Linked DNA regions of Homo sapiens: all the other regions are linked to region 3. The links are chromatin contacts, found by Hi-C or POLR2A ChIA-PET in ENCODE. All regions are on one chromosome and are shown on one strand. The core of a region is the stretch at or near the end of the contact, and the rest is flanking DNA. Distances in the headings are between cores, read along the strand shown. Region 1 holds the start of FBXL15 (F-box and leucine rich repeat protein 15). Region 2 holds the start of STN1 (STN1 subunit of CST complex). Region 3 holds the start of PCGF6 (polycomb group ring finger 6).

Region 1 (4,536 bases), core at 1,350-3,849, 930 kb before region 3:
TGTAATGAAAAGGCACATGCTTGTTTTACACACACACCATCATCAAACAGGAACACACAAAGAGGTACCCAAATATATACACAAGCTGTCATTCTCCAGTGCACACAGAGGTCCAGGTGTATCAGACACTCACAGAGACCTACTGCTCACAGTCACATACACATACAGATGTACACATACAGATGTACACACTCAAGCAGGGACACACACCGTCCCCTCCCCCCCACCTACTGGGGTCTCTTGAGGGGAATCTGCACCCATATTCCTCTCCTCTCCCTCTCTCCCCAGGGGTAAGACAGATCCCGCCCAGGAGAGACCATAACCAGGTAAAGGGGCCTCTGGTGGCAATGCAGGGGAGGGGCAGAGGTCAGGAGTAGCAACCCTGCCAGGCAGGTTCCGGAAGCTCAACGGGGTCCCAGCGCATACCCGGTGCAGCCCCAACTCAATGCCACCTCAGTACTCACCGCTGCTCGCCCAGAGCTGAGACCGAGGAGAGACAGAGGAGAGGCTGGGCCCAGCTGAGCTGTGAAGGCAGCGCGGCTCCCGTTTGCTCCAGGCCCGCCCGCCTCTCAGTCCCTCCCCCTACCCCCTACGCGCCGCTCAGGCAACGCTAATCCCCCCCACCCCCCGCCCTCTCCCAGGGCCCAGAGCCCCGGAGGCTGCCAGCCCCCCTTGTCGCTAGGTCCCCGCTGGGCTCTCCCGCCAACCTAAGACCCGCCCCAGACAAGGAGGAGGGCGCATGGAACCCCTGGTTCTATTCCCCAGACCCTCACGTGCCCCACCCCACTTGTGTCCACGTCTCTCTCGCCCACCGCCCCTTGAGCCACACGTAAGGCCCGGCTGCACACGCGTGTCCCGCTCCAGACCCCACGCGTGTCCCTAGGAGGCTGCCACATGACCTGTTACATGCCACACGCGCTCCCGCCCCCACGAGCACGCGGCCGCGCCAAGCACACGGTATGGGTGTAGACTGGACCCGCCCCCTAAATCCAGGAGACCATCAACTATGGAAAGGAGATCTAGGGAACACCGTCTTGAACCCGCCAGGGGTTTTGAGTCTCGGACCCAGGAGATCCAACCCTGACCACCCTCCCAGGATGCAGCAGGGGGATGTTAAATCAGACTTCAGGAAGAACTTCCTTGCTGCCTGAGTTAGGTGTCGTCACGCCTGCCCAGGGGTAAGAGGTTAGACGGGATGAACTAGGGACCGGAAGACGTGGGGGACCGGCAACCCTTGTGCCCTTGGCCAGGGTAGAAGGGGGCCCTGCTATTTTAAGAAAGAGCCGCTGGAGTTACTATGGCAACTACTCTCTTTGGGAGGGCCAGGGCGGGCAGATGGTGACCTCGGAAGGAAGAAGGGGTCTGTTCGGGCAGTCAGGGGGCGCGAGGACGTGCGAGGCGGGGGCGCGCGGGGCTCACCGCGGGGAGGGGCGGCGCGGACTCCGCGTGGTGCTGAAGGGGACAGCGCCAGATTTGTCGCACTGCGCAGGCGCAGAGGCGCGAACAAAGAGGGGAGGGGGACGAGGCGCGCGGCCGGAGGTGGTGCGCGCTCACGTGGCTCTATCTTTGCAGGGGTCTGTCCTCCCAGCTACCCCCTCCCTAAGCAGGCTGAGGAAGAAGAGATAGCAAGCCCTCACCTAACTTGACCCCTTTCTTGTCTCTCCCCGCTGCTAGCTTCTCCCTTCTCGCTGCCTTGCGGGGTGGGGAAACGTGGAAGGAATTCTGGGAAAACCAGATGTCTGGGTTCTCTATTCCCGTCTGGCTTGATTCTGGACAAGGGGCTTCCTCTCCAGGGCCTCGGTTTCCCCATCTTTAAAATGGACTGATAGCATAGACCTGCCCACCTTTCAGAGGTGCCCGAAGCCTTGACGAGATAACAGATGAGAAGTGGTTTTCGTTGTGATGAGCCAGCTGAAGCGGTTGCACCGGAGCGCCAGACCGTCAGCGGTGCAGTGGCTCTCGCGTCCTTCACATCCCCCCACACCCATCCCGTGGATGATGGGGGAAGGCACTACTCCTGGGGTTCCCCGAAGCGGATCCTGGGACTGGGACCTGGGGACGCGGTGAGAGGCAGCCCTGAAGCTGAGTCCAGAGGTCTGGGGCGTCATTGTCCCAGGGCGGACCCAGCCCCAGACCCTACAACTAAACCCAAGGCCAGCCGAGAAGCACTACCACTGGCGGGCTGAGCTGAGCTCTCATTCTTCTTAGGACTCTGGACCTTTGGAGGAAATGAAAGGGACCCAGTTGGAAATATAGTCTTTCTTCGCGCCCCCTACATCTCTCTCCCCCGGCGGAAACGCGGCCCAAACTGTTACGAAGTGGAAGAGGCTGGATAGCTCTTCATAATTAATCAGGAATGGGAGGTTTGAGCAGGTTTACTTGATGAGGGAAACATTATAGCCTCGCCAATTCATTCATTATTTCAACAATTACTTATTGAACACCTGCTACGTGGCAGACAGTAAGAGCCTGGATAGTTTCTCCCCGTTTTTCAAAGTCGCTAAACGCGACCAGAGGGCAGAGGAGAGGCCGGTAACCTAAGAGTCCTGGCTCCGCCCCCTCCGCGTTTGGCCTTGCCTGCTCCTCCCACCACCACTTCGCTCAGAGGCGGCTACTGGCTCAAGAGGACGACAGAAGCCAGTCTCTGATGCCCACCGCATTCTCCAGCTTCAGGCCTCAAGCCCTGTAGCCGAGAAGGCGAGGCCTAATGTTACACCACCGGTCTGTTCCGCCTCCGTTTCGGGGTCCACCCGAAAAGCTTTCAGATCGGATCCTCGGTGAGACGGCACTCGATTAAATAGGTCTGTCTCTACAGGCCAAGGAGGCGGGTTTGGTGCGGCCACTCCAAGGCCAAAGCGAGAAAATCTTACTGCGCACGCGCAATAGACAGCCGATGGAGCCACCGATGGAGCCGTCCGGAGGGGAGCAAGAGCCCGGAGCCGTCAGGTACCGAGCACCGGAGGGGCCGAGAGGGAAGAGGAACCTGAGGGAGGGGAGCCGAGCCGGGGCTGGGTCTGGGGGCCGCTCTTGGGAGCTGGGGCGCAGGAACATAACGGAGGCGGACTCGCAGGTAATAGTGGCCCCGGGACGCCAGTGCCAACGCCCCTTTACTCGCAGGTTCCTGGACCTGCCCTGGGAAGACGTGCTGCTCCCACACGTCCTGAACCGGGTCCCGCTGCGCCAGCTGCTCCGGCTGCAGCGCGTTAGCCGGGCCTTCCGGTCGCTGGTGCAGCTTCACCTGGCCGGGCTGCGTCGCTTCGATGCCGCGCAGGTGAGCCGGGGGCTGAAGCCCCGCCCCTGCCTGGGTACCGCCCCGCCTCTAGCCCAGCCCCCAGCCCCGCAGTATGCCCTTCTGGACCCCCTTGGGCCGCCGGGGCTGCCCGGAAGGGATCCACGCACCAAAGGGCAAATACTCGGTAGCGACTCAGAGGGAAAGTGGGGTCTCTCCTGGGAGAGCAGGAGGCTGCCAGAAAAGAACTCAGGTCAGGGGTGCATAGGCGGCTGAGGAGTGCGGGACGGGCTGAGAGTTGGGGTGCCTCCCCGCCCGCAGGTGGGTCCGCAGATCCCGCGGGCCGCATTGGCCCGGCTGCTGCGGGATGCCGAGGGGCTGCAGGAGCTGGCACTGGCGCCGTGTCACGAATGGCTGTCAGACGAGGACCTGGTGCCGGTGCTGGCGCGGAATCCGCAGCTGCGGAGTGTGGCGTTGGGCGGCTGCGGGCAACTGAGTCGCCGGGCGCTTGGGGCTTTGGCCGAGGGCTGCCCACGCCTGCAGCGCCTGTCGCTCGCGCACTGTGACTGGGTGGACGGGCTGGCGCTGCGCGGCCTCGCTGATCGCTGCCCGGCCCTGGAGGAGCTGGATCTCACCGCCTGCCGCCAGCTCAAGGACGAGGCCATCGTGTACCTGGCGCAGAGGCGCGGCGCTGGTCTCCGCAGCCTCTCTCTGGCCGTCAACGCCAACGTGGGGGACGCCGCGGTTCAAGAGTTGGCTCGGAACTGCCCAGAACTCCACCACCTTGACCTCACCGGCTGCCTCCGCGTCGGAAGCGACGGTGTCAGGTGCCTGGGCCTGATAGGGCGGGAGGAGGGCAGTCACTTAGCCTCTGCTGGTATGGGGCGGGCTGTAGTTGTTAAAAGGCCGGACTGAGGGTTCTGAATCTTCCTGCAAACCACAGCACCCCCATTCTGAACAGAAAGGGCCTCTAGGATTGCCTAGGCCAGAGAGCCCATAGTTTAAAAACTTTTTTCAACCAATGTTTACACATTGGGAGATTTCACATAGAAAGTCGACTTCTGGCTTTTCTTCAACAAGGGGGAGATCTTGCAATCCTAGGCGGAGCTGAGGGCCAGGTTCCCCCCTTAAATGAGACAGGAAGTCTCCAGCTCACTGGAAGCCAATCCAGGCGCCTCCCTTGTGTAGGGACGGAAAAAGTATGCCCCTGCCCCGAGCTGGAGGGAGACCGGGATTTTGCCGGAGCCAGTCCGAGGCTGAGTGAGCCCGGGCCTCCACCTTACCCCACCAAAGGTGTGGTGGCCTCA
Region 2 (4,674 bases), core at 2,108-4,607, 570 kb after region 3:
CTACTCAAAGATAGGTTAAATTTCACAGGTGAAGGGCACAGTCCCCAACAATACTGCCCTCATTTGAGTCATGAGTCCCAAGTTTTGTGAGAGTCCTCAGGCCAACTGCACTTCTGACCAACTGGTTATAAATTTGGGGGTCCCCAACACTCCCTCAGGTTTGATAATTTGCTAGAATGACTCACAGGACTCAGGAAGGTGCTATACTTATGATTATAGTTTTATCCATGAAGGATCCAAATCAGGGCCAGCCAAATGAAGAGATGCTAAGGCAGGGTCTGGGAGGGCACAAACACAAAGCTTCTGTGTCCTTGACACCTTGCCCCCTGACACACCAACACATGATTATCAACTAGGGAAGCTCATCTGACCCTCAGTGTCCAGAGTTTTTACTGAGGTCTCATAAGGTAGGCACAATTAACTGAATGATTGGCCACATAACTGAACTCAATCTCCAGCCCCACTCCCTTCCCAAAGGGTCAGACTGATATGATCTGGCTCAAAACCCCCAACTCTCTAATTGAACAGTTGGTCTTTTAGGCATAGACAGCCCCACCCCAAACTATCTAGGGATCCAGCATGAACCACCTGATTCGCATAAATTCAAGTGTGGTTCGAGAGGGCACCATGAATAATGATGACGCTCCTATCACTCAGGAAACTATAATAATTTAGATGTTACCCTGCAGGAACCAAGGGCAAAGGTCAGTGAAATTCTTTATCACACAACACATTCATTTCATATTTTATCATTTTTGGGGTTTGTCTTTGTTATTTTGTTTAAGATATTCTTTGCTGTTTAAACAATCCTAAATTTTATGTAGTCAAAAGTTTTGCCTTTATAGTAAATGGAACCAAACACAACAACAAAACAAAAACCTAGGAGTGGAATTCCCCACCCCCCAGAACACTATGGTATAGTCTAAAGCAGTGGTCCCCAACCTTTTTGACACCGGTTTTGTAGAAGACAATTTTTCCGGGGATGGGGGTTGGGGGAACGGTTTGGGGATGAAACTGTTCCACCTCAGATCATGAGGCATTAGATTATCCTAAGGAGTGTGCAACTAGATCCCTCACACGTGCAGTTCACAATAAGGTTTGCGCTCCTAAAAGAATGTAATGCCGCTGCTGATGTGACAGGATGTGGGGCTCAGGCAGTAATGCTCACTGGCCAACCACTCACTTCCTGCTGTGTGGCCCAGTTCCTAATGGCCATGTACCAGTAGTGGTCTGTGGTCCCAGGGGTTGGGGGCCCCAGGTCTAAAAGTATCCAATCTGTCAGCTGATGTCTGCTTTAACCGTGAGGTTTCATTTTTAAAACACCTTGGAAACATTCTCACCAGTGATAAATCAAAGATCACTGGTCCTGTTTTTGTTGGTTTGTTTTTAACACATCATAAAGTCTTTTGCCTACAGGTAGAGTTAAGCCCCTGTCATGTCCTTGGTACCTGTTTTCTCACCTGCAGAAGATCATTAAGCAAGGCTAGAATTTGGTGTGAATTAATTTCTTCCTGAAGAGATGAGCTATGAAGAAAACCAGACTGGAAAATGGAAAACTGTGGAGGAGGTTGGCTGCCTTCCAAGGGAAAACACAGACCATTTCCAACAATAATTAGGAAATAAAGGTGTGGCGAAAAATCTGTACAAAAGGCATTAGCATAAGGTCATCCAAATATATTTGTACATTTAACTGGAAACAAACAAAACCTTATCTCATTAAAACTGTGGATGCTTGAGATTCTTGACTACTTCTAACTCATAGTTTGTTATTCAGAAGGACCTTGACTGGAAAGCTTCACTCAAAATAGCAAAGAAAGTTTAACCAAACTTCTCAAATAGCACAGTAAACATGTGGCTATTTGTGAATTATTACACAGCTACGTGAATTATTTAAATCCACCCCAAACTATACTTGTTATATTTTTAGGTAAGATAAGCCTATCTCTAGTAGCCACTATTCTAATACAAAAAAAAAAAAAGAAAATTTAAACTTTACATGTATAATGCCTTGTTGCTTCAACTGCTATTTCTATTTGAGGGCCCACTATATGCCAGGCACTGTTCTAAGCCCTGGGATTACAAAGGTGAACAAGACAGATGATGTTCTTCCTCTCAGGGAGTTTATAATATTTTGATTCTGCTTAATTCAAAAGAAAACAAACCCCCTTTACATATCAGGAATCAAAAGATTCCATTACACAGGGTTAAGCTCCATTTTTACAAAGAAACCCAGACTTTGCAGAAGGTGAGTCACATGCCCGGACCAGGTAAGTGGCACATTTAGGAAAGGAGCCAGGCCTAGGAATATCTGGCCCAGCGATCTCTCCAACAGGAGCAGGGCCAAAGAAAAACAAATGAGCATTTTTAAGCATGAAAGACCCTAAATGGAGGTAAAAACCCCAGTACAAAAGTTACTCCCCCAAACACCTACTAAAAAAAAAAAAAAAAAAAAAAAGATTTAGACTGTTTTTTTTACCTTGCAAATAAATGAACTCATGCGAAGGTCCAGGCTAGGTCCCTTTCAAAGCCTGCAGCAGGGAAGGCTCTCCTAAAAGCCTCTAATCCCAGCTTTCTGAGACTTTGGGAAAGGGTGGCAGATGCAGCCCAGGGCATCCCAGGGTGGCTAGCCACATACCTGGCACCTGGCGGGACTCCTTCATGTCCAGGATATCCCTGATGTAGAGTTTTGCAAAGGCTAGAAACACAGGATCCAAACCCCACAAGAGGGAAGGGGTCTCCTCTTCACACCGGCTGGATCCAGGCTGCATCAAGAGGCAGGGCTGTGGCTTCCAGCTAACTCTGAAAGGTTCTGCATCACTGAGTCAAGCATCTAGATGGGACACAGAAATGAGGATGCAATGCGTTTAACGTGGGTCAAAGTGGCACGGCCCTGACGCTGCTCCCAGGTGGGCGTCCAGGACTCCAGGAGGGGTGAACGCAGGGATCCAGGGCCCTGTCAAACTCCATGCCACGGGGCGTGTTAAGAGGCGTTCCTCACGTCAGGACGCCTGCGTTCCTTACGGCTCTCCCGCTGTTCTCCTTCCCACAAAGCACCAACTTCGGAACGGCTAAACATCAACTTTCACTCTGGGAAGATACGTCTGTACAGGCGTAGCAGAAACCGCTTGGGGTCCCGGGAGGAACGGGCGCCCTCGCAGCCCTGCACGTGTTGGGGCATAGTGGATGGGTCTGACTGTCGCTCTGCCCTAAACTTTCCGCTTTTGGGGATGAGCCAAGAAAAGGAGGAAAAAAGATACTAAAAAATGGACCCACTTGTAGCCCCTCCCGCCGCCTGCAGCTCCAGGAGCCCTGAGACCTGGCCCTTCCGGCGCTCGGAGCCGCTGGCGGCGACGACCCCGCCCGGCGCAGGAGCAGTTGGCTGAGGTCGTCTCTGGAGTTCCGGCCTGAGCCCGCCCCCTGCCCCGCCAGGGACCAACCCCGGTCTCCCCGCCAGCGCATTTCCTTTCTGCTGCAGCGCCTCGCCACGGCTCCGCCCCATCTCTCCCGAAGTCCCGCCTCATCCCACCCAGACCCCACCCATCCCGCCGCGGCCACGCCCCATCCTGCCCGAAGCCCCGCCCCATCCCGCCCGAAGCCCCGCCCCATCCCGCCGCGGCCCAACCATCCGCTAGGCCCCATCCAGCCGAAGTCCAGCCCGTTCCGTGCCCCGCCTCAGCGCAGCGTACTTTTGGTTCAGGCAGCGCTGCAGCCCCGCCTTCGTGCTAGCCTCCACCGCTGAGGCCTAGGAGGCGACCTTGAAATTCCTGCAGTTCTAACGCCGCTCTTCTAGTCACCTTTCACCCCTCCTCCTGCTGGTGGCGGGACCCTGAACCTGGGCCTCCTAGAGGTTGGGTCAGGATCAGACTATTTTTCTTTTTGATTCCTGATATGTAAAACAGATAAAAAGTAAGCAGTGCCACGAGTGCATTGTGGCATATTTTAAATGTTCATTTACAGTTGGTAAGTGACCTGACTCACACACTTAGGACTCTAGTTTCACTTGGAGATGTCAATATCTAAATTTGAGCCCTCGAGTGAATGTGAGGTCTTGACTCTGCCAGAGACTAGCCGTGCAAAATCATGACAATACATTTTGTCTCCTTTACCCTTGTTCGGTCTACAGTCTGGAAGGTTGTACACTTAAGAACTTTGAAAAGCTGGCATTTTGGTAAATCATGGCCACCTTGATGGTGCTTAGTCTCCAGAATTTCTATTTTAAAGTGAGGAAAGATAGCCACGTTCCACTCCCATAAAGAGCTACGTTACCCGAGACGTCAGGAATTCTTCCTAATTTACAGAGACTCTGGAAAATGGCAGGGGAGTACAGATCACCCTGGCAGACCATTCCCGGGGGAGGCAGGTGGTGGCCAAAGAGATAATTGCTAAACTATTTATCAGAGAAGGAACTTGGAGCCGCTGGAATGGAAAGTGTGTGTGTCATTAGACCCATGGCATTTAATTACCTCCCCGGCCATTTAAGAAGCTCAAAAACAAGAGTCCTTGGTAAAATACATTGCCCAGATTCTACTGCAATGAACACTAGGAAATGTAGGGTTTAAGATTTAATTAAGAGAAGACACTGGCTGGGCGCGGTGGCTCACACCTGTAATCCCAACATTTTGTGAGGCCGAGGCGGGCAGATCACGAGGTCAGGAGTTCAAGACCAGGCAGGCC
Region 3 (4,844 bases), core at 203-2,702:
TCAGGCTGAACTCCTGACCTCGTGTTTCGCCTGCCTCGGCCTCCCAAAGTGCGGGGATTATAGGCGTGAGCCACACCGCGCCCAGCCAAATTATTGTTTCAAAAGGATCTTTACGCTGGGCGCAGTGGCTCACGCCTGTAATCCCAGCACTTTGGGAGGCCGAGGCGGGCGGATCACGAGGTCAGGAGATCGAGACCATCCTGGCTAACACGGTGAAACCCCGTCTCTACTAAAAATACAAAAAATAAGCCGGGCGTGGTGGCGGGCGCCTTGTAGTCCCAGCTACTCTAAAGGCTGAGGCTGGAGAATCGCTTGAACCTGGGAGGCGGAGGTTGCAGTGAGCCGAGATCGCGCCACTGCACTCCAGCCTGGGCGACAGAGCGAGACTCCGTCTCAAAAACAAAACAAAACAAAACAAAACAAAAGGATCTTTACTGCCTAGTAAGCAGTAGCTTCAATAATTATACAGGACAGGCAACGTGGCTCACGCATGTAATCTTTCGGAAGGCCAGAGAGGGAGAATCTCTTGAACCCAGGAGTTCGAGAACAGCCTGGGAACATAGGGAGCCCTCCTCGCTACAAAAAAAAAAAAAAATGTTTAATTAGCCCGGCGTGGTGGCGCGTGCCTGTAGTCCCAGCTACTCCGGAGGCTGAGGCGGGAGGATCGCCTGAGGCCAGGAGTTGGAGGCTGCAGTGAGCCATGGTCGCGCCACTGCACTCCAGCCTGGGAGACCCTGTCTCAAAATAATTATAATTATTAACAGAACGAATGAGTTGGACTCGCAGAGCCTAAGTGACCTGCAAGAACTTCACAAAATAAGCGGGTAAAGACCCAGGCCGGGCCGGAGGCCTGTCGGCGCCACACGCCTAGGCAGCCGGGGCAGAGGTCGGGGGAGGTCCGCTCCAGTGCTCCGCGCGGCGGCGGCGCACTAGGATCGGGCCGGCGCCCGGCAGACGAGGGCCAGCTACGTCCCTGACGCCGCTTGGGCCCAGCGGGGTCGCGCGGGGGCTCTAAATACCTCCTCCTCGTCCTCCGAGTCCTGCCGGCCTCCCTCCAGCCTCAACGAGAAGTGACTCATGTCCTCCTCCTCCTCCTCTTCTTCCTCCTCCAGCTCCTCTTCTTCTTCCAACTCCTCGTCCTCGTCCTCGAAGCGGCCTCTGAAGCGGCCCAGGCTGCGCTCCGGCTCCAGCTCAGGGGGCCGGGAGCCGGAGCAGCCGGGAGCCCCCGTCTCAGACAGAGGCGCCGGTCCCTCCTCACCCGCTGCGGGTGCAGGGGTGAGGGCGGGCGGGGAGACAGGAGGCGGAGGCGGCAAGGCTGCAGCTCCCTCGGTTTTGGCAGCGCCTACGCTGCCCGCCGTCACCACCGCGACCCCCTCCATGGTCGGGAGAGACACCAGGCGAGGCGAGGCGGCGGGAGAGCGCGGGAGTTCGGCCGGCCTCGGACGCCACCACTGCGCAGGCGCGGCAGCCTGAGGGGCTCGCCGGGAAATGTGGTTTAGCGGCCCTCACCTCCGCGGGGCGCAAACCCTGCAGCTCCGGGGCAGGCTGCGGGGCGCGCGGGCCGCACTTTAAAGGAATCTCACCAGATTTTCTCCTTGGAAGGGGACGCTCTCTTCGCCGCCTTTTAAAAACAGCAAAATTGCTACCGTTCCAAGCAACAATATTCTGTTTGCATCACCTAATTCACAGAGCACTGAACTAGGTAGCATGTGACGTTGCATCACAAATAATAATCATTTCCACTTGAGTACCAATTATGCATTTCCTCTGTGGCAAATCACCTCCATCCAAGATTATTTCCCTTAGGAAGTATAAAGTTCCTGTTCTGAAGTATGTACGTTTATTTATTTTAAGGAATTATATAGTGTATTGATACAAGGTGAAAATCTAATCACTACTCAAAGATCATCCATGTCACCCCATCCCATAAAGCCCATTATATTGAATTCGAAAAGCTTTTTTTTTTTTTTTTTGAGACAGTTTCGCTCTTGTCGCTCAGGCAGGAGTGCAGTGGCGCTCACTTGCAACCTCCGCCTCCCGGGTCCAAGCGATTCTGCCTCAGGCTCCCAAGCAGCTGGGACTACTGGCGCCTGCCACCACGCCCAGCTAACTTTTGTATTTTCAGTAGAGACAGGGTTTCACCATGTTGACCAGGCTAGTCTCAAACTTCTGATCTCAGGTGATCCACCCGCCTCAGCCTCCCAAAGTGTTGGGTTACAGGCCTGAGCCAGGGCGCCGGGCCCAACAAACATTTATTGAGGGCCTACTGTAGCAGAAACTCAGACCCACCCAGGTACAACCCACCCCATTGCCCAATTTTATTAAGAGAGGTTTGGAGTTGGCTTAACATTATTCTTGCTAGTCCGGGCGCGGTGGCTCACACCTGTAATCCCAGCACTTTGGGAGGCCGAGGCGCGCAGATCATGAGGTCAGGAGTTCAAGACCAGCCTAGCCAACATGGTGAAACCCCGTCTCTACTAAAAATACAAAAATTAGCTGGGCATGGTGGCGCGTGCCTGTAATCCCAGCTACTTGGGAGGCTAAGGCAGAAGAATCACTTGAGCCCAGGAGGCGGAGCTTGCAGTGAGCTAAGATCGTGCCACTGCACTCCAGCCTGGGCTACAGAGTGAGACTCCATCTCAAAACAAAACAAAACAAAACAAAACAAAACAAAAAACAAAAAAACCATTATCCTTGCTAAGATAATGCCAGCTAATGTCACGATGCCTGCAAGAAAGATTCGGGAAGTCAAATGCTCCTAATCAAATAATGCCTGGCAAAGTCACATTTAAGAGCTGAATGTGACCAGGCACAGTGGCTCCCGCCTGTAATCCCAGCACTTTGGGAGGCTGAGGCAAGCGGATTGCCTGAGGTTGGGAGTTAGAGACCAGCCTGACCAACATGGAGAAACCCCATCTCTACTAAAAATACAAAATTAGCCGGGCATGGTGGCGCATGCCTGTAATCCCAGCTACTCGAGAGGCTGAGGCAGGAGAATCACTTGAACACAGACGAGGTGGAGGTTGCGGTGAGCCGAGATCACACCACTGCACTCCAGCCTGGGCAACAAGAGCAAGACTCCATCTCAAAAAAAAAATAAATTTTAAAAATATGGCCAAGCGAGGTGGCTCATGCCTGTAATCCCAATGCTTTGGGAGGCTGAGTTGGGCGGGTAACGAGGTCAGGAGTTTGAGACCAGCCTGACCAACATGGTGAAACTCCATCTCTACTAAAAATACGAAAATTAGCCGGGCATGGTGGTGCACACTTGTAATCCCAGCTACTCAGGAGGCTGAGGCAGGAGAATCACTTGAACCCGGGAGGCGAAGGTTGCAGTGAGCCGAGATCGCACCACTGCACCCCAGCCTGGGCGACAGAGTGAGACTCCGTCTCAAAAAATTAAAATACAATAAAATAAAATAAAATAGCTGAATGTGTGCCAGGGGTGGTAGCTCATTGCCAGCCTGGGCGCCAGAGCGAGACCCGGTCTAACAACAACAAAAAAAAGAAAATGCTGAATGTGTTGTCTAGGGAATTGATGAGGAAATCAAGTCATGGTGTTTCCTTGGGGAACAGTGAACCAAGTTAAGTATTCCCATTGCTTCTGGACCAGACCCCACCTCTCCTTCTCCAGTCCCAACGTCTGGTCAAGTTTGAGATACTGAAGTCTGCAAGACCCAAGAAGGAATGGAAGGAAGAAAATGTCTTCTAAAACATGGAGGAGGTGTAGACTCCAGAGGGCTGGAAATAAAAACGACTATAGTATTGAAAAAGAGTGCCTCAAGTGGATGTTGGTGGAGCTCTACAGTAATTCCACATAGTCAGAGTTCAAGAACAGCCTGGGCAACACAGTGACAGCTCATCTCAAAAACAAAAACAAAACATGCAATCCAATTTCAAAATGGACAAAGAATCTGAATAAACATTTTTCCAAAGAGACTATATCAATAAGCATAAGAAAAGATGGTCAACATCATAAGTCTTCAGGGAAATGCAAATCAAAATTACAATAATATGCTAGTTCACCCTATTAGGTTTTTTTTTTTTTTTTTTTGAGACAGAGTCTCGCTCTGTTGCCCAGGCCAGAGTGCAGTGGCATGATCTCGTCTCACTGCCACCACTGACTCCTGGCTTCAAGCAGTTCTCGTGCCTTGGCCTCTCAGTAGCTAGGACTACAGAAGTATGCCACCACACCCAGCTATTTTTTGTAGACATGTGGTTTTGCCATGTTGGTCAAGCTGGTCTCGAGCTCCTGACCTCAAGTGATCCATCTGCCTCTACCTCCCAAAGTGCTGGGATTACAGGTGTGAGCCACTGTGCCCGGCCTACTTCACCCATTAGGATGGCTATAATAATAAACAGATAATAAAAAGTTTTGTGGAGGTTGTAGAGAAATGGGAACCCTCACACATAGCTGGTGAGAATGTCAAATGGTGCAGCAACTTTGAGAAACATTCTGGCAGTTCTCAAAAGGTTGAACATAAAGTTACCATGTGAGCCAGCAATTCCACTCCTAGGTATATAAAGAAAAATTAAAACATATGTTCACACAAGAACTCTTACATGAATGCTCATACCAACATTATTCATAGTAACAAATAATTAGAATGAACTCCAATATCCATCAACTGATAATGGGTAAATAAAATCTCATTGATCCACTCAGTGGAATATTATTTAGCCACATTTTATTATTTCATAAAAAATGAAGCAATGGGCCAGGCGCAGTGGCTCACGTCCATAATCCCAGCACTTTGGGAGGCTAAGGTGGGCTGGCGGATCACTTGAGGTCAGGAGTTTGAGACCAGTCTGGCCAACATGGTGAAACCCTGTCTCTACTAAAA

The links. A loop is a pair of places that touch in the nucleus more often than their neighbours do. ChIA-PET counts read pairs that join two places held with the same protein, here RNA polymerase II (POLR2A). Pooled maps may share reads with other maps.
Region 1: a pooled map shows a loop between it and region 3 (5-fold over the local background). The contact joins the promoter of FBXL15 here to the promoter of PCGF6 in region 3. A Hi-C loop is called at or near these places in 1 of 37 single-sample maps with no recorded cell type and 6 of 50 pooled maps. POLR2A ChIA-PET finds 5 or more read pairs at or near these places in 1 of 52 experiments (HEK293T).
Region 2: a pooled map shows a loop between it and region 3 (4-fold over the local background). The contact joins the promoter of STN1 here to the promoter of PCGF6 in region 3. A Hi-C loop is called at or near these places in 2 of 168 maps with a recorded cell type or tissue (both naive thymus-derived CD4-positive, alpha-beta T cell), 2 of 37 single-sample maps with no recorded cell type and 11 of 50 pooled maps. POLR2A ChIA-PET finds 5 or more read pairs at or near these places in 4 of 52 experiments (B cell, MCF 10A, activated T-cell and 1 more).

The regions. Positions count from the first base shown.
Region 1 is chr10:102,418,237-102,422,772 of GRCh38, forward strand. It overlaps FBXL15 (F-box and leucine rich repeat protein 15), which reads left to right and starts at 2,600. Exons shown (of 4, transcript NM_024326.4): 1 at 2,600-2,946; 2 at 3,118-3,271; 3 at 3,551-4,056. The coding sequence starts at 2,894. It overlaps PSD (pleckstrin and Sec7 domain containing), which reads right to left and starts at 549. Exons shown (of 17, transcript NM_002779.5): 1 at 465-549. RefSeq lists enhancers at 2,518-2,987, 3,898-4,227, 4,458-4,517 and a silencer at 3,228-3,397.
Region 2 is chr10:103,914,827-103,919,500 of GRCh38, forward strand. It overlaps STN1 (STN1 subunit of CST complex), which reads right to left and starts at 3,358. Exons shown (of 10, transcript NM_024928.5): 1 at 3,274-3,358; 2 at 2,636-2,830. The coding sequence starts at 2,768. RefSeq lists enhancers at 2,820-3,149, 3,009-3,654, 3,285-3,579 and a silencer at 3,320-3,669.
Region 3 is chr10:103,349,688-103,354,531 of GRCh38, forward strand. It overlaps PCGF6 (polycomb group ring finger 6), which reads right to left and starts at 1,453. Exons shown (of 10, transcript NM_001011663.2): 1 at 1,020-1,453. The coding sequence starts at 1,379. RefSeq lists enhancers at 681-1,186, 4,808-4,844 and a silencer at 1,352-1,581.